Linked DNA regions of Mus musculus: all the other regions are linked to region 1. Evidence: chromatin loops called from intact Hi-C (ENCODE). Cell type or tissue: heart. All regions are shown on one strand. Region 1 has its middle 64 kb from the start of Gm35023. Region 2 overlaps Rrp15 (ribosomal RNA processing 15 homolog (S. cerevisiae)). Region 3 has its middle 45 kb from the start of Gm35201. Region 4 has its middle 15 kb from the start of Gm35341. Region 5 has its middle 6.6 kb from the start of Tgfb2. Region 6 has its middle 37 kb from the start of Gm35201.

Region 1 (5,000 bases):
CCTTCTGTAATTGTGTTCGTACCTGATTAAAAATAATCCTGGTCTGACCACAATCCACTTAGACAGATCCAATTAGCTGTCGATGGACAAACATGGACCTAGAGGAAGTCTTTCAGCTGCTCAGATCTTCAGCTGGCCAGGCCTGTAGAGCCGCCTACTCCCAGCAGGGGGCGGTATGTTTTCTGAAGACCATGGCTGTGAGTACTGGGCTTTAACAGTCAAGTCTTCGCTCCCGACTTTGCTTCCAGGTCGTCAATGCACTTGGGTTCTCCATTGCTTACTCTAGCCCTTGCAGTCTCTGCTCATGCCTTCATCAGCGCTGTCTGATTCCCCACACCAACCACGAAATCTAACAATATGTGAGAGGCCCAAGGAGATGGCTCAGTGAATAAGGTGCTCTCCAAACCAGCACGGAGACCTGTGCTTAGATCTCCAACACTCATGTGAAAGGCAAGGCTCACGGCACGGCTTGTACCTGTCATCCCAGCACTAGAAGGTCAAGCCAAGAGGCTCGTTGGGGCTCGGTGGCCACCTAGGCCAGCCAAATACATGAGCTACAGGTTCAGTTAGAGACTCTGTCTCAAAAGATAAAGTAGAAAGTGATTGAAGAAGATTCCCAGGGGTGATCTCTGACCTCCACCATACCTGGACACTGTGCACACACATGAATGTATTCACATACATACAGAAGGGGGTGGACATTCATACACACACACACACACATATCACATAAAAACACACCACACTCACAATAACATAAAATGGAAACGAATGAATGGATGAATGAATGAATGAATGAATGAAAAATGGTGTTTGTGTATGTTTTCCCCATTGCCTTTCCAAATAAGAAACTAGAAAGGTAAGTCATTTAATTGAGTTCTGATGGTTCAACAGCTCGTGTGCTGTACACTTTATCAACCACCAATTAATAAGTTAATTTAAAGACAACTGACAGGGCCCTAGGTGGCTGAAAACAACCCATACTGTAACTAAGTCTAGAAATCACCAATCTACACTTCACTTCATACTGGAAATTAAGTGTTCTTAAATCACTATCAAGCAGGAATTGTAAGAAGAGACTTTGGTAATTGTGGGGAAAGAAATGAGAAGGGCGAGGGAGGAAAACATACGTGAAGAACAGAAAAAGTTTTTGAATGAGAAGGTAGGTTCTTAGTTCCACAATTCCAGAGGCCTCAGTCTTCCTCAAAAACTGTGTGTGTGTGTGTGGTGTGTGTGTGGTGTGTGTGTGTGTGTGTAAAACCATGCACATATTATCATCATGGTTTCTTAAGGTCTCATTCTGTGGCCCAGGCTAATCTGGAACTCACTGTATAGCCCATAGTGGCCTCAAATTCAAAGCAATCCTCCTGCCTCAGGCCCCCAAATGCTAGGATTACAAACAAAAGCCACCACACTTGGGGAAATCCTGAACATATTTTTGACAGTATTTTGCAGCTATGCTTGGGAAGGTGAGGTTTGTCTTTGGGTTGTTTTCACACTTAGATTATAAACGTTCCTCATACATTTTCTTAAGCCTCAAACAACTCAAATATAAGAATTGCCACCCTACAAATGAAGAAACACATGCCTGGGAGATTAAACAATAAATGGGAAAGCAGAGCTCCTCAGTGCACATCTCTGAATCCCAACACCAGGGCATCCCTGTCTTCTTCTACCCTCTCAGGAGTGACTGGCCACACCACCTGGGAGGCCCGGGAGCTTGACTCTGGCTGGTCCTAGGCCAACTACGAGTTTTGTTCTAAATCCTCCACTGATTCAGCCAGAACTCTGGTTACTCTACAAGAGAGCATCCTTTCTGTGTGTGCTCTGTGTGTGTGAGAGCGTGTGTGCGTGCGTGCGTGTGTGTGTGTGTGTGTGTGTGTGTGCGCGAGTGTGCATGTGCGTGTGCGTGTGCGTGTGTGTGTGTGTGTGTGTGTGTGTGTGTATGCACGACTATGCATGTTCATTCACCCGTGTGAATGTGAGCACATGTGTGCCCATCACAAAAGGGAAGGTCAGAGGACAACCAAGCTGGTGTTGATTCTTATGTTCTAAGCATCTGGGACAGAGCCTCCCCAGGCAAGCTGGCCTTTGAGCATCAGCGATCCTCCTGTCTGTACTTCCCAGGAAGGAACAACGCTGGGACTGCACAAGTTTGAACTACATCATCTCCCCAGCCTGGGAGTTCCTTGAATATGCTAACAGACATATTTTTTTGAACTCAGAAGTCTAGTTATAAAGAACAGCCAGAGGCTTACAATCACCTGAGTCTTGTTGCTTAGAGTATTCAGGCTTAATGATCACTCAGATCTGAATGCTACACAGTATCTCCCCGGCTGGGGCAGCCCAGGGCCCAAATTGAACTTTAGGGTGGGATGAAAGTTAGGAGGCTGCTGAAGAGAAGGGGATGTTTGCCAGGACAGCTGTGGAATGACTGGCGTGGAAAATAACAGTATGTGGTCTAAGTTCCTTGAGTTCTCTGAAAGAAAGAGCAATTTTAAAACTCGGTTCCTCAGCTGCATGTCTCTGGTGCTCTGGCGTCCTGTGTTCTCTGGCTGCGGCTCTGTCATTTTTCCTTTCCTACATTTTAAGAGGAGGAAGAAAAGGACTGGGATACAGGGGATGGCCCCTCATTCGGGTTTGTATGAATAGCACAAATGGGGATTGAGATATTTTTAAAAAGAAACAGAAACAGACATAAAGTTGGGTGAGGGGTGGCATTATGGAGGTTGGTGAATCTGGGATGAGTTAAAGGAAGAATGGTGAGTGAATATAATCAATATGTATTCTATAAAATTCTCAAAGAATTAATAAATTTTTAAAAGTTGGTTTAGCAGGCCCTTAGCCTTCCCGCAGTGCCTAGTCTTCGAGCGCCCCCTGCCGTTCACCTCCAGTACTCGGCCTTTTCTCTGAGCGCACCTCTTTTCAGCCTCTAGTTATAAAGGTTACCCGGCTACCAAGGCATACACTGTGCTGCTGGGTGTACAACAGGCTTGGAAAATAGCAAAATTAAGTTGATAAAAGTTGTTTCCTGTAGGAGTGTCTCGGAATTCAAGTGGAATGTGGTTCACTAGAAGGTTTAAATAAACCTTCCTTCTTAAACATCTACTTTATCATGAGAACGGCACTGTTTATTCCGCCGGCGATATCTCGTGTCGAAATCTAAACAGTATTTCTTCTCTAATGGAAGCGAGACAGAAAGCCTTGCCAATCAAACAGGCAAGAGAAGCCGGCATCAGACAGCTGGTCTCTGTTTTCAGGGATAAAATTCACATTCATTCACCCAGGCTGGCTCAAAATTTGGAGACAAAGCCGGGAGAAGTCAGAGCTGCAGGAGAAAGTTGCCTTGGTGATTCTTCGATTCTCTCCTTTCTCTCTTCTTAAAGACAAAAAAAGAGAGCGGGGAGGGGAGAATCCCATAGAATCTAAAAGACACAGCAAACAAAAAAATAAAGCAAACTGAGCCCTGAATATATCTGACAATGAATATATTCCCAGTCATTTGTGGATCGTTTAGTTTGGAAGGAAGGTTTCACGCTGTAAGTTGGTCATGAATTTGAACTCACTGTGTAGTTAGTGTGTTTGTGTGTGTGTGTGTGTGTGTATGTGTGTGCATGTGTGCGCGCGCAAGTGCATTCGCTTGCATACACGTGTACACTCTTGTGTGCACATATAGGTGTAGTGTGGGTGACTTTGTGTACCAGTGGGTGCAGGTGTGTAAGCTTATGTGCACCTGTCATAAGGGGCCTATGATCCCTCTGGAGCTGGAGCGAACATAGGTTGTAATTCGACTATTTATGGGTGCTGGGAACTGAACCCCAGGTCCTCTGCAAGAGCAATAAGCACTCTTAACCCCTAAGCCATTTCCTGGAGTCCTGATTTTTTAACTTCTGCCCATGCCTAAGTCCTGCTATAATTTCTCATTTGCTTAGCACTAAGAAGAATTTACAGATATATCCAAGTGGCAGCTGGTTTTGACATTGGTGCCTCCCGGATATTCAACTGACCTGCTGTGTTTCAGAGAACCTGGCCACCCTCAGGACCCTGCATTTCAGATTTCCTTAGAAGTATTCAGAAGTCCCTGATCACCTTCTGGCTGCCATCCCTCAAGGGGTGGCAGGCGTTGCTCAGAGATACTCCAGCCCGGTGACTAATGATGTTTTAAGCAAGTCTCTATTAGCCGTAAGGACAAACAAAAGAGCATTCCTGTCTCCTGTCTCCCGAGCCAAGTACCAAGGCTTTGCTGAAAGGAGATATCTGACTGTGGAGGATGCCCAGTGATGGGGCTTTTCCCATCATAGTGGAATCCAGTGAGGATTACAAACTCATTTTTATAGCATTCCAGTTTCTCTTATAAACAACGTCTTTTTTAAAAGAATGATAATTTTTTAAAGAAGACAAAGGTGTCGGGGCAGACTGAGCACCGGATATGTTTACCAGTGGATCTGTTCAATTACATTTGGGAGTGGTTTTGCGACCGGGCCCCATGTAGCCTAGGCTACCCCCAAACTTACTATACAGCTGAGGCTGGCTTTGATTTCTTGACCCTCCTGCCTCTGTTTCCCAAGAGCCAAGACTGTAAGCATGTGCCCCACGCCCGGCTCTGGCTCCGTCCTCATCCCTTCCTTTTGTCTACCTAAAGTCTGCACATCACCAACAATCTCGTCCAAAAAATCTCTCTTGCGTGTGCCTCGCTACATCACCATTTTCCATTGCCACAAAGCAATGCGGGGCAGGTTTCATCTGGAACCCCCTTCCTGTTCTTCTGTACTTGGGAATGGCCTTGGTCTAAAGCACTATAAAAAGAAATATTACTCATCCTACTAACATTTGTTTATTTATCTGTATTATGGAGAGATTTCCTTCCACTGGACACTCACAATAGTGTCTGAACCAACAGAAAAGAGAACATGCGTGTCCCTAAGACCCTTTTTTCCTTTGGGAGTGGTGGGTTGAAATGTTGCTTACTTAACTCCCAAGACATTCAACTATCCAATCTA
Region 2 (5,000 bases), 1.0 Mb before region 1:
TTTTCTGTGTATTTTAGCGTTAGTTCTGCTGGGTTGTTGATGGGAGGTAACAGGTAGTAGAGCAGCGTGTGTAAGAGATGTGGATTTTGGCCTGTGCTTCAGGGCTGACTTGCTCATGAATGCTTGAACAAAGGCTTCATGTCCTGAGCCCTCGTTCCCTTTCGTCATATGGAGTGATATTCCCACCTGGCAGGCACTCAGAGAGTCAGAAATGTGGTGCTGCAGAGGGTCTAGCCAGCACACACCGACTCAGTAATACAGCAAAGACAGCCACAACAGGCAGGCAGGGTCATCATGATAAAATGTAAGTAATAGGACCAGCAGGGCTCCTTGACAGATGCTCTTGAGAAACTTAGAGGGAATCTGGGACTGTAAATGACAGTGTAGCCATCTGGTTTTGTTTGTCTCTTGTTTTGCTGTCCTGCCTTGTAAGGTCTCTTTGCACTCATGTAGTCTTGGAAGTCACATTTCACCCCAGACTCACTTATTTTAGTACAAAGCTAGGGTTTGGTGCTCTTTGCCACTGAGCAGCGTATAAGCCAGGGTCTCCACACTTTCCTATATTCCTACTGAGGTATTCTTTATAGAAGCCTCCATTCTCTGCGGGGATCCATCGCCCCTCAGGGTGTCCCTGTGACCATTCTGCTATTTAAATGCATTGCTGTGCCATCCGAGGTTGCTCCCATATTAGCTAGCACCCGAGTGTCCTGGTTCTTGTACCGTGTCTCCATTCACTCTTACTGGTTGTGTCAGTGCTGGCAGGAAGGTTGTGGCTTGGTGATGGGATCTTCTGCCTGCTTGTGCCCTGTGAAGTCACTGCTGTACTGCATTCCATAGGCCTGGCATGAGGTTGTTCTGGAACTTTCCTTCACGCTGAGCCTGGAGACTTTCTTCTCCCTTGGCTGTCTCTTCTGCACTGCAGTTAAGGAGCCTCCTGAACGGGTTCTACTTCACACTGTCTTCTATTGTCTGTCTGTTTTCCTGTGTGATTGTCTCAGTTTTACCTTCTCACCTGCCTCCCTTCTCCTCAGCTTCACTCCAGGTTGGCCATCCTTGATGTCTAATGGGTGCTTTAAAACCAAAGTGAACCTGAATTCCAGGCTGAGAGTTCCTTGCCTAGTCCATTAGGCCAAACCTGCTGTATTTTATTTAAACAAGAATTTTAGCTATTCAAATTACAGACTATGAAGTATGCTTAAACTGTCATAATTTCGAAAGCCCTCAGACTATCTGGAGTACCAATCTATTTATTGTTCCTGATTCTCAAAGACTGAGCAATCTTGTTTCACTGCCTTTTATAATTCTAAATTGTATTGTTGATAAATTTAAAACCCAAACCAAAAAAAACTGAATTGAAACCAGGTCATGATGGCTCATTTTTATAATCCCAGCACTCAGGAGGCTAAGGCAGAATTGCTGCGCGTTGAAGTCCAGCTTGGGCAACATACAGTAATGAGTCGTAGTCTAACATGGTTTGCAGTATGAGACCCTATTTCAAATTACTACTTTAATCAAAAGCTTTGAGCAGTTAAGTTGGCCAGCCTGCTGTAATTGTTGGTCCTGAGTGCCAGCAAGAGCATGGGGTTGAGTCAGAAAACCTGGAATAGCTGTGGAGCTTCCGCTCCAGAGAGTCCAGCAGTCAGTGGGGAACAGGGCCCGGCCACTCACCTGACAAGCATTCCACTGTCGTGGTCTCACACCACACGAGTGTTTCTAGTCCCCAGTGCTGGTTCCACTGCAGCCGGTGTCGATACGTGAACTACTAAGTCAGCTCCCAGTCTATGCAGTTGTCTGCCTCCCTGGCTCCCGGCTGTTCTGGGTGCAAGCTGTGATTTAGTTTTTTATCCCACAAAGGCAGAAGCGGTCCATTTTTCCTCTTAATACATAAATAGGTTCCTAAAAAATAAACAAGCTGTAGCACAGTTATGTAATTAGCTTGTGAAACCTTGCGGACATTTTGGTGTCTTTTTAAAAAATGCTTGCTACATAGACACAGCCCCCAGATGGGATAGATTTGCAGACTACCTGTGGTTGTGAGAACAGGACTTGGTTTTGGTCACGTCAGTGTTGCAGTACACACGACTGCCACACGGTGGTGCTGTTGTTCCACAAAGGAAGGCGTGTGTCCTTAGCTCCAGGTCTTACCCCGTGGCTGCGTGGAATGACTTGTCTCCTGAGTTTGTTGCTTGCTTCAGTTACTTCTAACTCCTGGGCTTTATTAGTTCCCGACTCCGTGACTGTGTCAGGCAGTGAGACCTTGTATGTCCGCGCTGCTACAGACTCTGGAAGAGGCACTGTCTCAAGCAGCTGCACAGTGCCAGTTAGCTTCTCGCTTCAGTGCGCTTGGGGTTAAACTTTAGGCTCCATTAAAGTCACTGCCAAGGATTTTCTAATAAGGTACCACCAAAGGTTAATTAATGTTGTCCAAATATTTTTAAAAGTGATGCCAAATCTGTATTTTCCCCAACTCTAAATTATTTTGCTTTTATGTTTCATTGGTAGAATTGAAATTTTTTCTTTACTCTGTATTTGTATATACATGAGCACAGAATATAAAATCAATTTTATATTATTTTGGTTTTATCTCATTTCAAAGTACATATTGAAAAGTTTGTTTTGAAGTATATAATTTTTAAATTTTCTTTATGGTTAAATTGATTTGTGAATGTTTTGGTTCTGTGATTTTTCTTAGACTGAAGTGAAATCAGAAGAGAGCCCAGGGTGGAAGATTCTGCGAGATGATTTCATGATGGGAGCCAGCATGAAGGACTGGGACAAGGAGAGCGAGGGCGAGGAGCCTGCTGGTGGCAGGGCAGAGGCCGCAGCCAGCCGTTGAGCGGCAGACGGGAGCATCCAGCTCCGCTGCAAATGACCCGACGGTTGGGAGCCTGCGCATGGCCATCTGCCAAATGCTAGGACTTCCTGAGAACCTGTGCTCTAGGGTTCCTCAGGTGCAGACTGTATTAAAGCTGTATTTTTAATTCTTACAGAAATTTAACCTGTTTTTCTAAAATATTTGTACAGAGAAATATTTTTTTTCTTGAGCAGTAAACTGCAATTTTCTAGGATCCTTTGCTGTGGACACATGCCCATCATCCATCAGGGTTTCTAAAGTGCGGTCCCATTTATAATTAAAGTGAATTTGATATGAAATCTCTGCTTCCCTGCTCAGATCCATAGATCTGTCTGTCACGGAGGGTGGGTGATTGGTGCCGTTGGTTTGTGTGGCTAAGCCTTTAAGAAAAAGGTACATAAAATTTCAAATTGTTATCTTTTCTATTTTAGTTCTAGAAAACCAGTGAAGCTGTGTGATTTCCTCCACTATTTCTGTGAAACTTGGCTCCAGTTACCAAGTCTGTAAGGGAAGTAGGTATTGAGCGTGACGCGCTCTCATGAGAAGGACCCGTCTCTCTCCATCTTTCCATGAAGGGAGCCCTGCGACCACCCATGGCACACACTTGGATCTGCTCTACACTGAGGCCCAACCCTGCCCCTGGGTTGGAGCAGGAGGTTTATGTTTTCAGGCCAAATCAAGGGCTATAAATGTTCCATGACTACGGGGCCCCTGTCAGAGTGAAGCTCGTAGCATGGTGCTGAATGCTTATTATAGGAAAGCCGTAAGGTGCGTGTGTGTCTGTGTCTTCATCTCACTCGGGAACGTAAGTGCCATATTAAATTGTGTGGCTGGTGGTTTTGTCATTTTAATCTAAATAACTGTGAGCAAGCTTTCTCGGTAGTGATCCAGGGATGCTAAGTAATGGGACATTGCTGAGCGGAGGTTAATGCAGCACACAGCGTCTTTGCAGCTTCTGAAGCCCGCGTGGATAACAAAAGGGCATGCACAGCTGCCTGTGATGAACAGGTTGTCCTGGAAGCAGAGCTGACTTCTCTAGCCCTTCAGTTAACTTCAGGAAGTTGAGCCCAGTTTTCAAAGCATACACAAGGAAGAGAATGTTCACAAATTTCTTCTTTCAGAAGGGATTTTATTCCATCATAGAATCAAGTTGCCCCTGGACCACAGTGCCACTTGTAAGAGAGCTCATGACGTAACTTTGTCATGTGAACATGTCTTATAGGTTTTAGAGTCCCTGTGCCTTGGTTGTAAAATACTGAAACAGAACCTGTATGTGCGAGGGGGATGCTGAGGAGCACGTCTGTCTAACTCTTGAGTCGGACTTGTGAGATACCAGGGTAGTCTTGGAAATCTCCATCATCCAGCTTCAGCTTCGCAAACAGGTGTGCACCGCCACAGCCAGCTACTGAGTGTGCGGGAGATGGGTGTAGTAAATGGCCTACCTCTGTGTATGCACCGTGGCCATTCAGTACCTGTGGAGGCCAGAAGAGGGCGTCAGTTGCCCGATAGAGAATCAGAGAATCTGTGAGCCTCCATGTGGGTGCTAGAAATGGAATCTGAGCTCTGGAAGAACAGCCAGTGCTCTTAACTGTTGAGCCATCCTTCCAGCCCCACGGCTGTTGTTTTTAAACATTTGTTTATTTTTGTTTGTATTTGTATTTCTCTCTTAAATATGTGGGCATGAATGTATTGTTCTTGAAAGCCAAAGGAGTGAGATCTCAGGGCCAGAGTTACAGGTAGTTGTGAGACAGTGTGTGTGTGTGTGTGTGTGTGTGTGTGTGTGTGTGTGTGTGTGTACCAGAGGTAAATAGAGATGTCTTCCTCAGTTGCTTTCCAGCCTACCTAGCTGGTTGCAGTTGAACATCAGTATGTCTTACTTTTACATGGTTGTGGGCATTGAATTCAAGTGCTCTTCCTTGCATGCTAAACACTTTACCAACTGAACTACCTTGCAGGGTAAAGAAGTTAATTTTATTTATCTAGAAACAATTATGGAGACTAATAGCCACCAGTGTGATGGTGCGTCTTTTTCCCTTTTCTGGGTGACAGTGTGAAGTACAGTTTCTTGTTGGTTACTGTTTGACAGCCTGAACAATATCATTTCAGAGCGAAAGAATAGGTCATGTCTTTATAGCATGGACTGGAG
Region 3 (5,000 bases), 500 kb before region 1:
AAGAACTGAACTTAAACTTGGGTGGGTACTAGGTGAGACAGGATCTTGGGGGACTTGGGAAAGGGGAAGAGTAAGATCAAGTATATGTAAATTTAAAAAATGTTTCAAACAATAAAAATTGAAAAGGAAAGACTGAGTGCGCAGCGGTGTGTGCCCAAGTAATATTGGTGATTTCTTTCATTTACTTGCTTTTGCCTTGTGTGTGTGTGTCTGTCTGTCTCTGTGTGTGTGTGTGTCTGTGTGTGTCTGTATGTGTGTCTCTGTGTGTGTCTGTGTTTGTGTTTGTGTATCTTTGTGTTTGTGTGTGTCTGTGTATCTTTGTGTCTGTCTGTGTGTATCTGTGTATGTATCTGTGTGTTTGAGAGAGAGGCAGAGAGAGAGAAAGAGAGAGAGAGAGAGAGAGAGAGAGAGAGAGAGAGAGACTTTGAAATAACTTGTAATTTAGTTACATTTTGAATTTTAAAAGCAGAAAAGATTGGCCAGCTATCTGAGGTAAGCTGTATAAGATTCCATTTCTAAAATAGTGATAAAATTCTTTAATGACGTTTCAGAGTAATTTGCACCAAAATTTGTTAGTTTCATTTTACTTTCTTAGAAGGAGTAATTATAAGACTAAATGAAAACACACATGAACGAAAACTCCTGACAAACCAGAATAGTATTTCCAGGGAGAAATGATGTCTAAATAAGATGGCTTCCATATCCCCATGTGTTATAATATTGCAAATATTTATGCTCAAGGTTTGCATCTGTGTGAGGAAAATAGAGTCATGAGGAGAATCAAACAGTTGTTATTACTCTTTGGTTTGTGTTTTAAAGACACACACGCACGTGCAGACACACACACATCACATATATTTCCTTTTTGTGTCTGGCCGTTTTTGATATAGAAGACAGTGTCAGGGGACTCTCTGGGACTAAAGTTATATACAGATGTTCAAATTATAACACTGAAACATGGGAACAGTTTTGTTCCCATCCTTAGAGACTGGCCCTGGCTCTCTACGTACAAACTGATGTACTCAATTCCTGATTTTTTTTTTTTTTTGGTTGAATTGTCCACATGCATTATAGCAGTTGAGGGATTTTATTCTCATATCTAAACCTGTTGTCAGAAACAACTCTTGCCTTGTGCCCTGTGTTTTGTTCAATGTGAGGTGCCTGAGTTCCCTGGGCAAGCACTCATTGTTCAACTGGATCACCAGTCTACAGAGAAAGCAGCTCTGTGACCAGGCTGAACTGGCTGACTAAGGAGCAGAGATATGAAGCTATTCCAGGGGCAGAGAGAGAGAGAGAGAGAGAGAGAGAGAGAGAGAGAGAGAGAGAGAGAGAGAGAACTATGTAAAAGTAAAAGCAAAGGAAAGTGGGGGGAGGAGCGGGGAGGGTTCGGCAGCCAACAGCTTCGATGGAGAAAGCTAAGTTCAGAACCAGTCATCCAGATTGGTCTGCGGCTGCTCACAAGAACAGTAAGGTTTTCCTTCCTTCTCTCTGAGTGGGAACAGTGTCAAGACAGGCATTTGTACATGATCGTTGCAAAGGGCAAGCAGAATAGCTCAGTGGGTAAAGAGCTTGCCAGGCAAACGTGAGGACCAGAGTTCAGATCCCCAACCCCTTAGTAGAAAAGTCAGGTGTGGTGTCATTCTCTGCCCTGAGGAGCAGATCTAGGCAGGTGCCTGGGGCTTATAGACCATTTAGACTCATTGGTGAATTCCAGCGCCCATCGAGGAGGGAATTTGTCTCACAAATCAGAGTGAAGGATGCCTCGCCACCTCCCAGTGCGGAAACATGTTGCCACGTTATACAAACCGTCCCTTTCTCTGCCTGTCCATGTGGTTCATCTGCCCTGTGCATCTCAGAACAAAGAAAAAAAAATCTTGCAGGCTGGTTGTAAAGGTTTTGTTCACAGAGGCTGGCCCCAGGGCTAAATGGGTGAGTCCTGCCAGCCACCAAACCTAGCCTGTATACCTGTATACACGTGCAGCATTTCTCTAAGCAAACTGTTTCCTTAATATGGTAAAATCTGCGGCAGCCAAGGGGAAAAACCTGTGATCTCAGAACCCAAAACTGATGACGGAGTCACAGCCCCATATTCCTGAAAAGCACTCAGGCTTTCTTTCTGATCAAACCAGAAGCAAGCAGGAGAGCTGGGGGATGGGGGCGTGCTGTTCACCGCTCACTCTCAACAAACTCTTTCTCCCGTGAGGCAGAGAGCACAGTGGTTTAATTCACAGCTTCTGGGGCTTTTAAAAAATACTAAACCATTCAAAAGTTTTCTATACTAACCAGCGTATCTAAAGATCCACAGGGATAAATAAACGCGGTGAGCTGGCAGGGGCCTTCGGTGGCATAATGACTGCTGGTTATAAACAGTAAACAAGATATAATCAGCAAGCACAGACGACTGCCCAGTCACGCGGGGCATAAATCATTAGCCGAATGACTTCAGCAGCACTGTCTCCGAAGCAAAATTAAGCCGACGGTTCCCCCTGTGGCAATAATGAAGTACTGTAATGCTGGCATAAATAAATAAGTAACCCAGAGAAGAAGGCTTTGTTGTGCCTTGGAAATGATCGAAGGTTAACGTCTCATAAATAACTGTGTAGCGCAGCTCTCATCTCGGGGAAGCCCTTTGCAGGGGTCAGGAGTTAGGGAGGACGTTGTTGTCTACTCCTGTAGACATGGAGATAGGCACGGTGCCTGCTCCCACAGTCCCTGCAGCTAGCGTGTGCTGTAGGTAGGGCATGGAGTCGCTGACATATTACCAATCTCAAAATGACAAATTTCTCTCTACTGTAAAGGCAGATATCATTCACTGATTCAGAAAGAGCCAAAGAAATGCTAAGCAGAACACAGGACAGAGAGAGGACAAACCTCTAGCTGGCCAGGGGCTCTCAAGCTAGATTGCCAACGACCTGAAAGGGAAAAATTTTCAATTCTGACTTTGGCCACAGGACCCAGCCATATGTCTTCCACATTCATTTTGCTGAGTGCCAAAGTTCATTTAAAAAAAAAAAAAAAAAGAAAGAAAGAAAGAAAAAAAGAACTGGCTAATCACTTGTTCCTCTTGGATAAGTGAACTTGGCTATGGGACGTGATCACACAAAAAGACTCCAGGGAACATCTTGATCCCTGGCTGTGCTGACTCAATATCTTGTATTTCTCACTCCAATTTCTTTATCTGTTTTACGAAGTCAATATAGCTTTATCACCATCTCTGAAAAGGAGAGATCTGGGCGAACTGCTGTGAGCTCGCTGACTTGTAAACACAGCCACATTTGTATCTTTTCACAGTGCTGGGCTTTATTAAATAACAATCAGCTAGGTTGGTTTTATTGGCAACATTTGTCAAGGAGTCCCAAAGTCTCCAGGTAGCTGGCTGAAGAAATAGGTTCTTTTATTCTAAGCTCAGATCACACATTACAACAGCAATTATACCACACACACACACTACACAGTAAATATATCAATACTATATAGACATAAAACTTATGTTAGGTTACACATGGCTACCACTGCAGAATTCTACACTGTACAAATAGCAAACAGAGAGAACAGTTAAAACAGACTGTGTCACCAGTGAAGGCAAATCAAGCTGAAGACCCTGGGATGCTGGAATGTTCCCTGCCTGTTGTCCCTTTAAAGCACACACAAGGTATCAGGTGACAGATCAGCAGAGTCACCACTGTACATGGCAGTATTATATGTTCCAGGTGAGGAAGTTTCCTCTTTCCTAAGGCTGGGTGCTTTCCTGATATGATTGAAATAAGCTCATGTGCTTAGATCATCTCAATGTACCTTAATTACATATGGTAGCATGTTTTCTCCTTCCAGGAACCAATCATTCATCAGCCTGTGCCTCATTGGCTGACAGAGCGAGCCATTTGTATGTACACTGAAGTGCGCAATCATCCTTCATCTTCAGTCTGGATTCAAAAGCTGCAGGTGAAACAGTCTCTCTCAAGGCAGGGCACGGACCACTGTTTTGCACAACATGGGGTGACTGGAGTGGGGCCGAGCCTGATTCAACACTGGCTTAGTGTCTTTTTCAAATGTCTCAATAGTAGAGTTTACTTTAAAGTAGCATTTTAACAATTTCCACTGGTTCTAGGTTCCTACCTGTGGGGAGACTTCTCTTCCACAGCACAGCGTGCCATCTGTAAAGTGAGCTACCAGCTTCAGGGTCTCTTTAAGTAAACTAAGATTATGTCTGATTTGATGGGACAGGGACGCAGCCTACAGTTTTACAGATGGCTTTCACAGGGCAGACACTTCAAAGGCTTAGATTCCTAATCTTGCCCTTCCTTCCCTGCCCCTTTCTATTTTGATGCTTCAAACAGATTGGCATTAACAGATCAAAGCCTACGCTCAGCAGGTCTGACTGTGGTTATGATAGCTTTGCCTCTTTGAATATCTGCATCCTCCTTTATTAATCTATAATGAGAAAATATAAACGGAAGGTTCATTACCTCTCTGTCCTTATAGGAATAAGGCTTCAGTTGGTGAGTTATGTAACCTCTGAGCTTACATTTCCTTGGATGAAAAGATCACCCACGTGCTTGACTGTGGAACAGAAGTGAACATTTGAATGAAATGGCAAATAACACATCCAACGTATGTTCAAAGACAGGTCAAAGCCAGATTGAGGGCAAAGCCAGTATAGTTATGAATAAAACATTGTTCACCTCTTCTCCCTGCTCACCTCTCCTAGCCTCTCCTCCCTTACACTTTCATGATCTGCCTAATTTCTTCAAGAACCCTATGAATCCATGAGGGTCTCCCTTTATGTTCAATTTTGGTTGCTCCCATCGCCTGTGATAGTTATGACCAGTTCAGGCCAATGCCAACAAGAGAAATAGGAATGATACCTGTTTCAGGCTAAGAGTGAACCAATCCAGAACCAGCTGGTCCAGATGGATTGCCAGGGCTATGCTCTACCAGGCCAAAGGATCTTCCAACCTGAACACTCATTCAAAGATAGTAGCTGCCAGGTTTGGCGAGGC
Region 4 (5,000 bases), 710 kb before region 1:
AAATCACCACTAAATGAAATGTTTATCAAACAGCTATGCTATGAGAAAACTCCATTGATACTCAGGTAAACCAGAAGCGGTGTTTTCCAAACACTTTGTAAAATAATAAACATACACGTTTTGAGATAAATCTGTTTGGAATCTGGGAAGGGAAAATACTAAAACATTTAAACCAAGATTAAACTCGCAGTGCCATCCACAAAATATCTATTTTCAAATAGTACATTACTAGAACTCGTGTTAAAGAAAGTCCATAAAGATTCTTTTCTGTTATAGAATAGGGTCACTAGGCTTTGTCATATGATATTCCTTTAGCCTACATCCATTCCCATACTCTCTCTCTACATCTTTCCTCATCTTCTTAGCTAGTGTCTGAGTGTGGGGCTAATCAGAGGCCACACAACCAGAAATGGTGCTCTGTCAGTAGAGACCCTGAGGTCTTTTTTTTTTTTTTTGTTAAGGCATTTTTATTAGATATTTTCTTCATTTACATTTCAAATGCTATCCCCAAAGGCCACTATAGCCTTCTCCCGCTCTGCTCCCCAACCCACCCACTCCCACATCCTAGCCCTGGCATTCCCCTGTACTGGGGCGTATGATCTTCACAATACCAAGGGCCTCTCCTCCCATTGATGGCCGAGTAGGCCATCCTTTGCTACATATGCAACTAGAATCACAGCTCTGGGGGGTACTGGTTAGTTCATATTGTTGTTCCTCATATAGGGTTGCAGACCCCTTTAGCTCCTTGGGTACTTTCTCTAGCTTCTCCATTGGGGGTCCTGTGTTCCATCCTATAGATGACTGTGAGCATTCACTTATGTATTTGCCGGGCACTGGCATAGCCTCACAAGAGACAGCTATGTCAGGGTCCTGTCAGCAAAATCTTTCTGGCATATGCAATAGTGTCTGGGTTTGATGGCTGTATATGTGATGGATCCCCGGGTGGGACACTATCTGGATGGTCTTTCCTTCTGTCTCAGCTCCAAACTTTGTCTCTGTAACTCCTTCCATGGGTATTTTGTTCCCCATTCTAAGGAGGAGCGAAGTATCTACACTTTGGTCTTCCTTCTTCTTGAGTTTCATGTGTTTTGCAAATTGTATCTTGGATATTCTAAGTTTCTAGGCTAATATCTGCTTATCAGTAAGTGCATATCATGTGTGTTCTTTTGTGATTGGGTTACCTCACTCAGCATGATATCCTCCAGATGCATCCATTTGCCTAAGAATTTCATGAATTCATTGTTTTTAATTGCTGAGTAGTACTCCATTGTGCAAATGTACCACATTTTCTATATCCATTCCTTTGTTGAAGGACATCTGGGTTCTTTCCAGCTTCTGGCTATTATAAATAAGGCTGCTATGAATATAGTGGAGCATGTGTCCTTATTACAAGTTGGACCATCTTCTGGGTATATGCCCGGGAGAGGAATTGCTGGATTTTCCAGTAGTACTATGTCTAATTTTCTGAGGAACCGCCAGACTGATTTCCAGAGTGGTTGTACCAGTTGGCAATCCCACTAACAATGGAGGAGTATCCCTCTTTGTCCCCAGCATCCTCAGCATCCTCGCCAGCATCTGTTGTCACTTGAATTTTTGATCTTATCTATTCTGACTGAGGTGGAATCTTGAGGTTGTTTTGATTTGCATTTCCCTGATGATTAAGGATGCTGAACATTTTTTTCAGGTGCTTCTCAGCCATTTGGTATTCCTCAGTTGAGAATTCTTTGTTTAGCTCCGTACCCCATTTTTTAATAGGGTTATTTGATTTTCTAGAGTCCATCTTCTTGAGTTCTTTTTTAAAGGAACCCTACACTACATCCCCACCCTAATCCTAAGGAAATCACATTGATCCTGGAAAAGTTAAAGAATCAGCTTGCTGATGCAAGCAGACATATCCCACATGGACAGTACAGCCTCCAGAAGAAAGAGACCCCAGAGTTACTGACGCCAGCTTTGCCACCACGGGCTTCCGGGATACTGGGAAGGTCATGAGACCCTTTCTGCTCTTTAAGTTTAAATAAATAAATAAATAAATAAATAAATAAATAAATAAATGAAAGAGCAAACAAAGAAACAAGTAAATGACGTTTGTTCTTGGGAAGGACTTTATTTATGAGACCACTTGAGGAATATAGAGGGGTTAGGAAACAGGTTAAAAATGAAGTTTGTCATGAGGAGAAAGGAAAAAGAAGTGGGCCTATGAACATTTCAAAGGGATGTGTTTTAAATTCTGGGAAACATTTAAGACAAAGTTTTATAGGATGAATGTGGTATTGCAAGTGTGTCCCTGAAAAATGAGAAACAGCTTCTCCTGACTGAGACACCTGATCAAATAATCGCTAAGTCTGAGTTGGCAGACTCCAGGCCGCCCTCTCTCCTAGGTCTCACTTGCTCAGCAGCCGCCACCATGTGAAGGGAGCAGGGCAGCCACCAGGGACAAACACCATTTTATCGATGGAAATGCTGAGGCGCAGAATCAGTCAGAGTATGACCCAGCAGCACCACCTTCAGGAAAGCTATGTGAGGGATAGTTTTGTAACCTGAGGGATATTCTGGAAGATACTACCTGGAGTTTCTCTCTAGGAAGTGGGTCTGTAAGTAAATCAGGAAAAGGAAGCTTATTTTAACATTGGTCACTTTTTCTTGGAATGTTTATAATGTCACGTTGAAAAAGAAATTGACTATGGATATTCATTTTTAAAGCTAACCACAGCAGAACTATGAAGTCTGGGGTTACTTTTAGGCTTTGCGTCTACAACGTTCCGACAGGTGTGCATGTTTGAATATATTGACTTTAAAAAAAATACAATATCAGTTTTCTTATACAATGTCTCTAATTTTAATGTAGTTGCTGTATTTCAAGATGGTGAGTGTGAGCAGGGCCTATGGGCTGTAAAGTACTTGGAAATTGGGATGTCTATAAATGATTCCTCTTTTGAATAAGCTCAGTTTACCCACACAAATATTATATATTTATATGTTTGTTTATACATATGTATATATGTGTACATAAATAAATATCTTTGGACCCATTTCCATGTGTCTGGTGGACAGATGAGGGATATGACTCTGTACTTCATGTTCCAGAGGTTCTGATCCATATTCTACAAGTTGTGTATTTAGAGTTTCTACTTCCCAGGCAAACCTTCAGGACACAGGGCAGATCAAGCCCATCCAGGATGGCTTACACGATTACCAGATACAGTGCCTTCATCAGGGCGAGCAAGGGCACAGCTAGGCCTCCACCATAGCCTTAGACATCAGGGTGTTGTATCAATGAATTCAGGAAATATATAAGAACTCCTTGGCAGATCCCCCAGATTAAAACAAAACCAACAACAAAACCCACCAAGACCTCATTAGCTCAATAGACTCTGCCTTGCCAGCTCCTGGAGTGTGGGTGGAGCTTCAACTCAGAGGGATCTACAGAAAAATCCAAGGACACTCTCAAATGGGTGCCATTAGTTTTCATTTTAAAATCTTTGGGGGCCTTACAGAAGCTTTTCAGTTTCATGAGGTCCCATTTATCAATTCTTGATCTTAGAGCCTGAGCCATTGGAGTTCTGAATCCCCCCTTCCCCCGAGCCCCCGTGCCCATGAGTTCAAGGCTCTTTCCCACTTTCTCTCCTATTAGATTCAGTGGATCTGGTTTTATGTTGAAGTCCTTGATCCACTTGGACTTGGACCTTTGTGCAGTGTGACAAGTATGAATCTATTTTCATTTTTCTATATACAGGCTGCCAGTTAGACCACCATCATTTATTGAAGATGCTTCCTTTTTTTTCCATTGCATGTTTTTGGCTTCTTTATCAAAGATCAAGTGTCTATCTATAAGTGTGTGGTTTTATTTCTGGGTCTTCACCTGACACATATACAACAGAGGACTGCCTGGTCTGGCCTCAGTGAGAGAAGATGCACCTAACCTTCAAGAGTCTTGAGGCCCCAGGGAGTGGAGAAGGCTGAGGGGAATGGGGGAGGTGGGGACATCATCTTGGAGATGGAGGAGGAAGAATGGGATGAGGAACTATGGGAGGGAAATAACGACTGGACTGTAAAAAATGATTTAAAACTTTTTTAAAAAAAGAAGAGAGAAAGAAAGAGAGAGAGAGAGAGAGGGAGGGAGGGAGGGAGGGAGGGAGGGAGGGAGGGAGGGAGGAAGGAAGGAAGGAAGGAAGGAAGGAAGGAAGGAAGGAAAAACAAAAGAAAAAATCCTTGGGAGCAAGATTTGGCGAGGCACAACCTGAAACCTCAGCATTTGGAAGGTGGAAGCCATTAGGCTCTAGAATTCACCATGAGACCTGGTACAGATCCAGAGGTGGGTCTGCAGGGCTCACTGACACCTCAGATTCAGGATTTGGCTCCATGCTCTGGGACTCCAAGAGCCATATACCTCCTTTAGAATCTGTTTGGACCCAGATGGCCAAACCCTTTGGCTTCTGCTTTCAGGGAAGGGAGTCTGCAATTCTGCATTGCACTTATTAGCAGAAAGGTTAAATCTGTTCAGACAATGTAGAGAAATCTAAGCAAAGTCATCAATGGGGAAGTGCTACAAAGTCACTAAACATCCTTGGTAGGTTTGTGAAGCTAGTCAGGTTCCTGACCCTCTCTGCCATCCACCTCCCTCGATCTGCCTTCTCTCCCTGAGGAAGTGTGTGAAAAGTGTTAAGAGCCAATAAAACATTCTGTCTTACTTTGTAAAGTGCCAGACATTGATTCTGTTCAGAACACCGTAGGTGGTGACTTCTTGTTCCACTCTCTTTGCCAGTCACTCTGATGGAAAACACTGGGGAAGAGAAGGACTGGGGATGATGAAGGAAGTACGGAAGGAGGGCATTCCTGCCTGACGTAGTCTATTCCATGGCACAAAAGAAGTCAGGATGGCAGTTTTTATGTTTATTGTATAAAAGAAACACAGATGACACAGAGAACTATAATACTCCTGTCTTCACCACCCCATCCATTTCATTTGGATCTTTCTAAGAAATACCATTTTATGCCCA
Region 5 (5,000 bases), 1.0 Mb before region 1:
GGAGCAGCCGGCTGCACAGGACACCATGACCCTAACGTGCTTGACAGGAAGCGACAGCAGCTACTCAGGAGTCTACTGATCTTCCTCGGATGTCCCTTTCAGTTCAAGAAACCACTCACAGGAATGCTGCTTTGGAATTGTTTTTAATAGATCAAAAACCACATACGAATTCATTGATTTTTTTTTTTTGAGAGTGTTAATGTTACCTGAAAATTCCATATTTTCCCATTTCAAATGATCAATGAAGACAAAGAAAAACATACCCATGATGCTAATGTGGTCATGGGTGGTGTAGGTGAGAATTTAAATGTATTCAACATTAATAAAGACATTCTTTATAAGACTGACTTTCCAGAGTCTGAGAAGACAAGTCCTGTATTGAAAAGCCTATTATTTGATGGAATGCCACAGTCTTGCTCCTTAGGAAATGAAGGGAAGAGATTTTGTCTCAGCAGGTTGACCAGTTACCCCAGGGGAACATGGCCCACAGAAGCCCAACTCTTTCCTGTCTTTTCACCTGCTTCCCTGTGCCCCTTAAGGAGTGAAAGCTGATTTTTAAATGGGCACCTGTTTTCTTGGTTTATTGTAGTCCTCTTCCATGTGAGGACACCTTCTGCAATTTCAATTACCCATGGAAACCATGTTTTAAAAACACGAGTGGAAAATGTCAGTAGTTCACCTGCTTTAAGCTGTGCGCTGTTGTGAGCAGCATGAGAGAATGCATGACTCTGCCTGGGAAGGGACCCTCCTCCTGCCACTGGATCCACACAGTACTGCCAGCCCACGGGTAGCCAAGTTGGTCATTGTATTGCAGTGCTTATATTCAAGTAACCCTAACAGTGACCGCAAAGGACAATAATGGGTGCCAGCAGTTTGTGCCAAAGGGAAGCTGTAAAAAGGCTTCCTTTATCTGAAAAGGTGAAGTTATTGTCTTAGGAAAATTACCGAGGTTGCAGAAAGATATGTAATATGGTGGACTACTTTTAGAGAGAGTACATTTATTACAGTATATTTTAGTAATTATTCTAATTATATACTGAAGTTAATTATACATAGTAACCATAGGTATGTATATATAGGAATAAAGAATATAAACAGGGCTTGTTACTTTCCAGTTCTAAGCCCCCTCAGACATCTTTAAATGTCCCCTGTGGATAAGGAATGCCCACCATGTTAACTGGTACTGATGACTGAGAGCAAATTAGATTCTAGAAATTGAACTCTTAGGGGAAAGATGATCAAGCATGTTTAAGTTAGTGGCCCTACTCGTGGCATGAGCGTGTGGCCAGTGTAAGACAAACTCAGGCACCAAGCAACAAGAGATGCCTATCTTCCTGCCAGTGGCGGCTTCCAGTTCTCTCACCCCCAGGGTGTGTTTGCATAGCTGAGGCCAGTTTATTGCATAGCGTGTTGCTGGAGAAGCCATTACAAGGTCCTGCCCAAGCATGTCTGATAATTAAAGGGTTATATATTTTGATTATCTGGGTGCTGTCTAGCACCCACAGACTTGGTGTGGCTCCCTTTAGTACTGAGATGCAGTGGATTGCCTTGGACTGCTGATTTTTGCTTAACACAGTGGCTGGTGTTTTTGTTATGCTTTAAAAAGATTGTATTTAGCTTAGAATGTTAACATCTAGGACGTAACAGGTGACAAACATAATTAAGGATGTCCCATTGTCCCTGATTAAGGACTTTGTGTTTGTTTTAAGGCAGAGATATTATTAAGCTCAGGCCTCATTGTGAGGATGGCCCTAAACTTAACACACACACACACACACACACACACACACACACACACACACACACACACACACACCTTTATCTCCTCAGTGCTAGGAGACCTGTGCACTGGCATAGCCTTTGATCCTCTGTAGGCATCAGACCCAGGCCTTTCCAGGTACTAAGCAAGCCCTACTACCTGAGCCACATCCCCAGCTCCTGACCCAAGCATGTTTCCTAAAATGTCATACTTTAAAAACGGTCATTTTTATTTTATGTGCAGTAATAGAAAATATTCTTGAGATAAAAATGTTAATCATGCTAGGTTTTTAATATGATGCAGTAACTGTGAGGAAAATATTCTAGCTTGAGAGCATGCTGTTTCTGGAGATTGTGAAATACCACGTATGTCCTCCAGGTGGCAGAGTTTCTGCTCTCATTGAATTTCTCTCCCCCAGAAATTGAGTAGTTGCTTTTTTCACGAGTGTAACTGGCATTGATTAAATTGTTACAGCTGGTCAAATAGCCAAACTGACCCTAGAACAGTTTGTTCACTAATGATCCCACTCAATGTAAAATCCTAAGACAGAGAGGCTTCTCCAAGGAGCAAATAAAACCGGTCATCTGTAAGATGGTTTCCGAGTTGCTGGGACTCGGGTCACCATGACACATGGTTGGTTGCTGATTTCTTTCTCTGGTTGATGGATAGCTTGCCACTTGTTAGGAACTCTAATGATGCCTTTGTTTTTAAAAACACATAACAGACCAGATTCAAAAACCACAAATAGGAATATTGATCACACCTTTTGAGACACAATTCCCTCAGTTACTTGATGTTAACTTTTCAGGAGTCCCTGGCTTGTGGAAGCAACAGGTTGTGTTAAACAGGAAAGAAAATTTTATTTTAAAATTGTGTTCATTATTGAGTATGTGGGGGGTAGACAGCAACTTATGGGAGTGCTGTGTTGTGTGGGTCCTGGGGAATTGAACTCTGGGTCGCTAGATTTGGTGGCACGTGTGTGTGTTACCTGTTAAGTCATCGCACCAGCCCTACTGCAGTATGACAGGGAGACACTTGTTTCTCATGTCTAAGGATATCTATTATTCGTTTGTTTTCTAAAATGCATGAAATGCCTGTTAACTCCCAATTTTTCTTATATTATTAGTGTGTGGGGGGGTGTTCATCCATAGTGTGTGTGTGTGTGTGTGTGTGTGTGTGTGTGTGTGTGAGTGTGAGAAGGTCAGGGGACAACTTGGACAACGGTATAGAGTTGTGCGAGTTCCAGGCATGGAACTCAGGTCACTAGCTTCTAGAGCAAGCAGCTTTATCCACGGAGCCATCTTTTGCTGGCCTCCTCATCTTTCTTATGGTTGTTACCTGTTTTCTTCCCACGTGGGAGATTGGCTGGCCTGTGACCCACAGCTTCTTGCAGACTTCACTGCTGTGTGCGGTGGTGTAGTTTTAGATGAATTACTGAAATCGTGGAGTAAGTGTTTTCAGAGGGGAGCTGTGAAATGATGTTGAGATAAACAAGGCTGGGGGATGTCGCGCATGATGTCTCGTGGCCTCTTTTCCCACCAGAGAGAAAACCAGAGCCATTCCTATGGGCGAAGACTTGAGAGCAGCTTCACCCTAACAGGACAGCCTGTGGTACCCTGCCTCCTTGCTCGTGGTGCGTTTATTTGTTGTATTCTCTTCCCACGCTGCCTGAGTTTGTGTGATGAGTGAATGATGTGGCTAATTTCATTAATAAGAACTTTGATTAAATCTGTGAGTTCTCTAACGTTCTTTTCTGAGAGTTGGAGTAGTCACTAGAGAGTTGTGGTCAGGACTCTCAAGTTTTACGCATCAAAGCCATCTATCTGGCTGTACTTTCAGAAATAGTTATTAACATATACTTTTGCTTCTTAAAATACTTATTTACCAGTTTTTCCATCAGTCATACAAACCACAGAGAGGCTTTTTTTCTTTCTTTTTTTTATGCAATTACTGTTGCCCTGTGTTTCCTGCTTTATTTTCATGTTTTTAAACTGCAGAGCGAGGTAGTAGAAAGGCAGAGTTGCTTGAGATACAGGTTGATGACTTTGCTAGTAGAATTCTTCACAGTCTGAAGCCCCCTGAGGGGAAAGGTGACAGTCACCTACAGCATATGCATCTTAAAAATGCTTCCATTTGGGTCTCTGGAGATGGCGCAGTCAGTAAAGCCCTTGTCTCGCAAGCAGGAACACCTAAGTTCGAACCCAAAACCCACAGAAAAAACCAGAAAGAGTCCGGGCCCCACATCTCAGTATTAGCATCGTGTGCGCAATCGTGTGCGCAATGCCCTTGGTAAATGCTGTCTTAGTCGATGGATTTCACCAGGGTCAAGGAATTAGAAGCATTGCTAAATGTTAGAAAAACCTGGAGAGGGGCGGCAACCTTGGTCACTGGGCAGGCAGCTTCACTCTTGACGGAACTGTCTCCAGCCGGACTGGACAAGTGAGTGGTCCAGCCTGGGAGCATGGTCATCACACAGTGATTCGTTCTTTAAGGCTGCCTGGATGCTGGCCTTCCTTGTTCTTACCTTGTAACCATTCTCTCTCTGACCAGCACAGGTCTCTTAAAGGCCCCCTCATCATGGTCCCTGCCACTGCCCTATCGCTTCATCCTGAGTTCAATGTACAAATATCAAGTAAAATAGAATAGATTATTGTTGTTCAGGGAGAGAGGTGCCTGTATGCCTATGTGCATGTGTGTGTTGGGGGGGAGGATGCTGCATGCACGCCTATGTGTGTGTGTGGGGGGGGTGGGGGAGGATGCTGCATGCATGCCTATGTGTGTGTGTGGGGAGTATGCTGCATACATGCCTATGTGCATGTGTGTGTGTGTGTGTGTGTGGTGGGGGGAGGATGCTGCATGCACGCCTATGTGCATGTGTGTGTGTATGTGGGAGAGGATGCTGCATGCACGCATATGTGCATGTGTGTGTGGTGGGGGGAGGATGCTGCATGCACGCCTATGTGCATGTGTGTGTGTGGAGGAGGATGCTGCATGCACGCCTATGTGCATGTGTGTGTGTGGAGGAGGATGCTGCATGCACGCCTATGTGCATGTGTGTGTGTGGAGGAGGATGCTGCATGCACGCCTATGTGCATGTGTGTGTGTGGGGGGGGAGGATGCTGCATGCACGCCTATGTGCATGTGTGTGTGGGGGGGGAGGATGCTGCATGCACGCCTATGTGCATGTGTGTGTGTGGAGGAGGATGCTGCATGCACGCCTATGTGCATGTGTGTGTGTGGA
Region 6 (5,000 bases), 490 kb before region 1:
ACCCACTCAAGAGCCACTCCAGGGCCAAAGGGGCACCTGCCTTAGAGGAGGGTGTGTTTGAACTGGAGCTTGAAGATTATCTAGCTCAAATATTTTCCAACTGTGCAGAGTAGGCCCCTTGGAGCCTTTGGAAAGAGCATTAAAATGGGAAGGGGTGGGAAGAGCATCCATGGCCTGGGAGAGGAGGGAGGCTCACCTTACTTACCATTCCCAGAGAGACAATGCTTGGTAAAAAGGGGTTTCCAGAGCTTTGGGGTATAAGACCTGTAAGTTTTGTAAGATAAATTACCAGTTCAAGCCTGACGCATAGAGTGCTTCACCCAGCTTGACAAAGAATTAGGAAAGTAGGGTATGCTTGCTAACATCTTCAACTCTGGGGCCTCCCAACCTAGGTACATTAGACGTCAGAGAACAACTGGAAACTGGTTTTTCTCCTTCTTCCATCTCTTTGCCACTATGTAAGACAGTGAATTTCCAGATTCCCCCGTCATTGTTTTCCTTCTGCTGGTGTAGCTGCATTGGGGTTAAGAATCCTCACTACTGCATCAGACTTTGATGTGAATTCTGGGGATCGGAAATTGTGTTGCCCGGCTTGTGGCATAGGCACGGATTCATACGTGCCATTAGATAGAACAGCACTCAGAAAGCCCACTCAAGGCACTGGCTGAAAACAACACAAGCCGTAGATTATTAGAAACTGTTAAAATTCACCAGTGGTTGTGAGCACAGCTGTGTTTTGTGTAGAAAAATAAATCGATCTTTCTGGCTCCACTTGTCTTTTTAACTCTTGTCATGTTTACAAGTTGACATTTAATGACTAGTTAATTTCCCTGTCTGCAATGAATCTCTGTTTTTAGGCATCAACTCTCCTTTGGGGAGAGAGTATTCAAGAATGCATCAAGGTATTTCAACAAGATAATCTGAGTGTCTACTCCTCCTTCAGAACTTTAATCTCTCATTGGTTCTGATCCTTTGGAAACATCTCATCTGGCTGCCCTCTGCTTTTAACAAACATAGGGAACAGTGTGCTGCATTTTCTGTCTTTGGTTTTTGTTTGTTTGTTTGTTTTTGTTTTGTTTGTCTGCATGTCCATCCTTTGGTTCTGTTTCAGCTTGTTCTGTGGAGTATCCACTACTGCCTTCTCTCTCTGATTCCTTGATATGGTCTGTGGTGGTTTGAATAAAAATGGCCCCCATAGGCTCAGAGAGAGTAGCATTATTAAGATGTGTGACCTTATTGTAGGAAGTATGTCACTGAAAGTAGACTTTGAGGTTTTAAATGTTCAAGCCAGTCCCAGAGTCACTCTCTCTTCCTGCTGCCTGCTGATCTGGATGTAGAACTCTCAGGTACCTCTCCAGCACCATGTCTGACTGCATGCCACCATGTTTCCTGCCAGGATGATAATGGACTGAACCTCTGAAACTGAGTTGCTGTAGTCATGGTGTCTCTGCACAGCAATAGAAACCATAAGACAGGTTCTTTATTTCATTTATTCATGGGTATGTGTGACTCTCAAATCAACTTTTCTAGGAGTGTTTTCTTAATAGTACTTCTAGATTAGAAGAAGAGGATGATTTTGTGGATTTCAGGTGCTTTACATATGTGCTGTTCCACACCATATTCACAGGACAAGTGCGTATCCACACCATAGAACATGGCTGCCCTGAGCCTGTGCTGGCTCATCTCGATTACACCCAGGACCTCTGGATCACTTCAAATCTTTCTGGTTGAGTCTACTTTCAGGTTTGAGAGACTTCTGGAATTTGAGAATATACTGTGCTGTGGGCAGTACATGCCCATGTCCTAAGGGTGGACTGTTAGTGAGAAGGAAGATAGAGACAGAACTTGAAATTGTGACATGCCTGATCATGCAGGCTGGTTTTTCCTTGTGTGAGGCTTGGTGAGAAGAAAGAGAAGAGAGGGACTTTGCCAAAGCTATCTGCACATTTTAGCACAGACTCTAGTTGCACGCTTGCCTTCAAGACTGTTGGAAAAATATGTTTGTCATGAGGAGATTAGCCTGCATGGTCTTAAGCAGTCCTCAGCTTGATTTACAACCTCTGCATCTGTAGCATGGCATGTGTGGTCCTGCATGTGAATTCTGGGCTCAGAATCTACTTGGAATCTTGGAATTGGCAGTCTTGGGCCTTTTCAACTTCCTGATAGTATCTTCATGGGGAGCTCACATGCCAGAGGAAACATAGAAAGTTTTCTTAAATTCCTCCTTCTCCTCTTAAACTGCCTGCCCAAGTTTGGGTCATCTTATAGTTAATGATACCACTGTCTACTCTGTCACCCATTACAATCATGCTCTACCACTGAGCCATGCTCCAGCCCTAGAGACAACCTGTAGTTAACTCCCTGCGCCCATGTTCTACTGCAGCTGATGCTCTTTAATGTCCACTCAAGTCCTCCCACTTTCCAGCGTTCATCTTCTGCCCACATTTTCACTGGGATTAAGTTCACATTCTCACCCTGGTCTCCACCTCCTCCCAATTACCTGAAAACTAATCCCTCTTCATCATTTCAAGGGTATCCCAAAGTGACCCTTGCCTTCCCCCCCCCCACCTTCTTTCCTATAATCAATTTTATCTCTGTTTTTTTTTTATAGCCATCCTCTCAGTCATACTCATATGCTTCATTACCCAACCGGTCCAGACCCCTTGCTAATCCCAGGCTATTTGAGAATTTATAAATTGTCATAAACCTTGCCATGCATACACAGTTACTCAAGCTACCCTCTCTGGGCTGCTCCTTCTTTCCTTGTTCTATTAAAACCCTTTTAACTATTCCAGGACATTCAGTCTGTGAACACTGCAACAGTTATACCATGCCATCGCTTCTTTGTACTCAACCAATGTGTTTATCACACAGTTCTGATGCTATATCCACTGTTATGTATAAACGTATCCCTTAAATGCAAATTCTTCATATATAGTGACTGTATTATATTCATTTTATATATGAATTCATATATATATATATATATATATATATATAGAGAGAGAGAGAGAGAGAGAGAGAAAGAGAGGCAGAGACAGAGACAGAGAGACAGAGAGAGAGGCTGCTTTGCATATTGCCTCATGTATAGTAGGCGCTTTATAAATGTTAACTTTGAGGGTCAAGTGTAAACAGAGATTGCTTTAATAAACCTTGAAACAAGTGATGTACTGTATTACTTATAAAGCAAAACTAGGCCTTCTTTGTTCTTTCCTAGTCCATTCTGCCACTCGAAAACATTTACCTGATCACCAGATTCTAAGATTTCCTTCTTCAAAATGGATTTAACATCCTCTCTGGAAGCCACAGAGGCAATGACTGCAAAACCTGTCAAGAATTGTGATAAAAGACAGAACAGCACTGCACGCCTTATTACAAAGACAGGTGTGGTGTCCCAGTCAGACCCAGCACCTGCACAGCGTCAGTCCTCAGAGAAGGCTCACACATGTCCACCACAGCTTCCCCGAGTCACTTATCACCCGTGTCTGCCACTCCTTAGATGGAGACCATCTGGAATTGCAGAGTTTTCCGCTCTCATCTTCTCTTGCGTTTTGATCACCTGCCCTGACACAAGCCTTTTGTCGTTCCGTGTTTATAGTATGTCTCCTGAGCAGTTTATGGATCTGTTTCTGGCATTTCCCCTAAAAATCATTTTGAGAATCACAGCATGAAGCTGGGATGGGGGAATCCAACTTGGGCTGTTTAATTTTCTGTCATGGAACTTCCATATCCTTTTGGCTTTGGGAGCTGGTGTCACTAAAACACAAGATGTTATGGAATACACATGAGCAGGCAAGTCAGTGGAGCCCACTAAACATCTGGATAATCCCAAGCAGGAGTGAATAGCTGCCCATTCCACAAAGGGTTTCCATGTACTTTGTCTAATTTAATTCTTATTACAATCCTGTGAAGTACATTTCCTGTCTCCTAGATTAAATAAAGATTCACAAATCGTTATATCCTTTCACCATCTCCCACAGCTAGTAGTATTCAGGATGGAGCTTACCTGACCTTAATTCTGATGATCTATCCTGTAGTGTAACATATAAAAAGTAGCAAATCAGCAGAAAAGCAACTATTGTCTGTGTTTCAAACGAACTGTATGTATTCTTCTTGTTTGCAGAGTTGTTTCAACCTATGTAATAAAATAGACTTGGGGAAAAGCACACCGTGGCCAGGAAAATAGACAAACTGTATGTAGTGTTTTCAAATGATTTTACCATTAACTAGCGTTTGCGGTCAACTACATGGCTGGTGGACAGTAAGGAGGAAAAACGCAGATTAAAAAAAGGAAGGGCTCTCCCAGCCCCTATGATGTGCTCCATGGTTGCCAGAACCAAATGCTTAATTGCTCCACCCTATGTGGCAGTTGCCAAGGGTTATAGATCAGCCGACCCCAAGGCCCACATTGTGTTTGCTTCTCACACCATGTTTGATTTGCCTCAGAGTAGTTATTTAGAAACTTTGCTGATATATATTTTTTCCATTGAGGATGAACAGAGATTCTTTAAACAGTGTGGACTTGAGTCTCTTACAGATATGATCTCCCTCATTCTGAGGGCTATTTTGCTCACCATTGTCCTAGACAAAGAATTCACAGGAGAAAATAACAGTGCAAAGGAGACCTACTGAGTGACTCCATTCTATCTCGTAATGACAGGGGAAGTGAAGAAGTGCTGCTAAATATTCTGGAAGCTTCCGGTGATGTATTGAGAACGTTTCTCTCCTTATAGACATATTCTCATACCTTAATACATAGGTCAGATATGAGTTATAACTGTTAGATAAAAGATGCTGTTGAAATCTCAGCTGTATTCCCAAAGCACAGGGACCTAAACATTAATGATCAGCAGATCATAAGATAAAGGGTTTTTTTATACCTTTAGTTAGCGAAAAGTAAATTTATTTTTGTTATTAGCGAGGAAAGAAAAACTTTAAACGCATAGATTTGATAAAGAAAGAAAATGGAGCATGAAAGAAGAGTGGCATTTAGTTAATTC

The links. A loop is a pair of places that touch in the nucleus more often than their neighbours do. Peaks named below come from ENCODE experiments on the same cell type or tissue, not always from the same donor. Only the 100,000 strongest peaks of a DNase experiment are listed, where the experiment ranks them.
Region 2: it touches region 1 in a loop (8-fold over the local background); 21 of 42 quality-filtered maps call a loop at or near these places.
Region 3: a loop joins it to region 1, with 4 times the contacts of the local background. A loop is called at or near these places in 9 of 42 quality-filtered maps.
Region 4: a loop joins it to region 1, with 2.3 times the contacts of the local background. A loop is called at or near these places in 4 of 42 quality-filtered maps.
Region 5: it touches region 1 in a loop (6-fold over the local background); 25 of 42 quality-filtered maps call a loop at or near these places.
Region 6: a loop joins it to region 1, with 2.6 times the contacts of the local background. A loop is called at or near these places in 8 of 42 quality-filtered maps.

The regions. Positions count from the first base shown.
Region 1 is chr1:185,679,975-185,684,974 of GRCm38, reverse strand. No RefSeq gene overlaps it. Among named protein-coding and RNA genes, the nearest start is that of Gm35023, 64 kb to the right of the region's middle. In heart, CTCF peaks have their summits at 154 (motif pointing right) and 2,877 (motif pointing left); no DNase peak of the experiment used is centred here; H3K27ac peaks cover 1,112 bases.
Region 2 is chr1:186,719,239-186,724,238 of GRCm38, reverse strand. Rrp15 (ribosomal RNA processing 15 homolog (S. cerevisiae)) reads left to right here. Exons shown (of 5, transcript NM_026041.2): 5 at 2,693-3,153. The coding sequence ends at 2,836. Among named protein-coding and RNA genes, the nearest start is that of Tgfb2, 16 kb to the right of the region's middle. In heart, CTCF peaks have their summits at 2,074 and 4,320 (motif pointing right); a DNase peak (open chromatin) is centred at 2,098.
Region 3 is chr1:186,180,260-186,185,259 of GRCm38, reverse strand. No RefSeq gene overlaps it. Among named protein-coding and RNA genes, the nearest start is that of Gm35201, 45 kb to the right of the region's middle. In heart, a CTCF peak has its summit at 2,495; a DNase peak (open chromatin) is centred at 2,409; H3K4me3 peaks cover 228 bases; H3K27ac peaks cover 1,695 bases.
Region 4 is chr1:186,390,665-186,395,664 of GRCm38, reverse strand. No RefSeq gene overlaps it. Among named protein-coding and RNA genes, the nearest start is that of Gm35341, 15 kb to the left of the region's middle. In heart, CTCF peaks have their summits at 2,288 and 2,497 (motif pointing left); no DNase peak of the experiment used is centred here.
Region 5 is chr1:186,710,138-186,715,137 of GRCm38, reverse strand. No RefSeq gene overlaps it. Among named protein-coding and RNA genes, the nearest start is that of Tgfb2, 6.6 kb to the right of the region's middle. In heart, a CTCF peak has its summit at 2,135 (motif pointing right); no DNase peak of the experiment used is centred here.
Region 6 is chr1:186,172,256-186,177,255 of GRCm38, reverse strand. No RefSeq gene overlaps it. Among named protein-coding and RNA genes, the nearest start is that of Gm35201, 37 kb to the right of the region's middle. In heart, no CTCF peak of the experiment used is centred here; no DNase peak of the experiment used is centred here.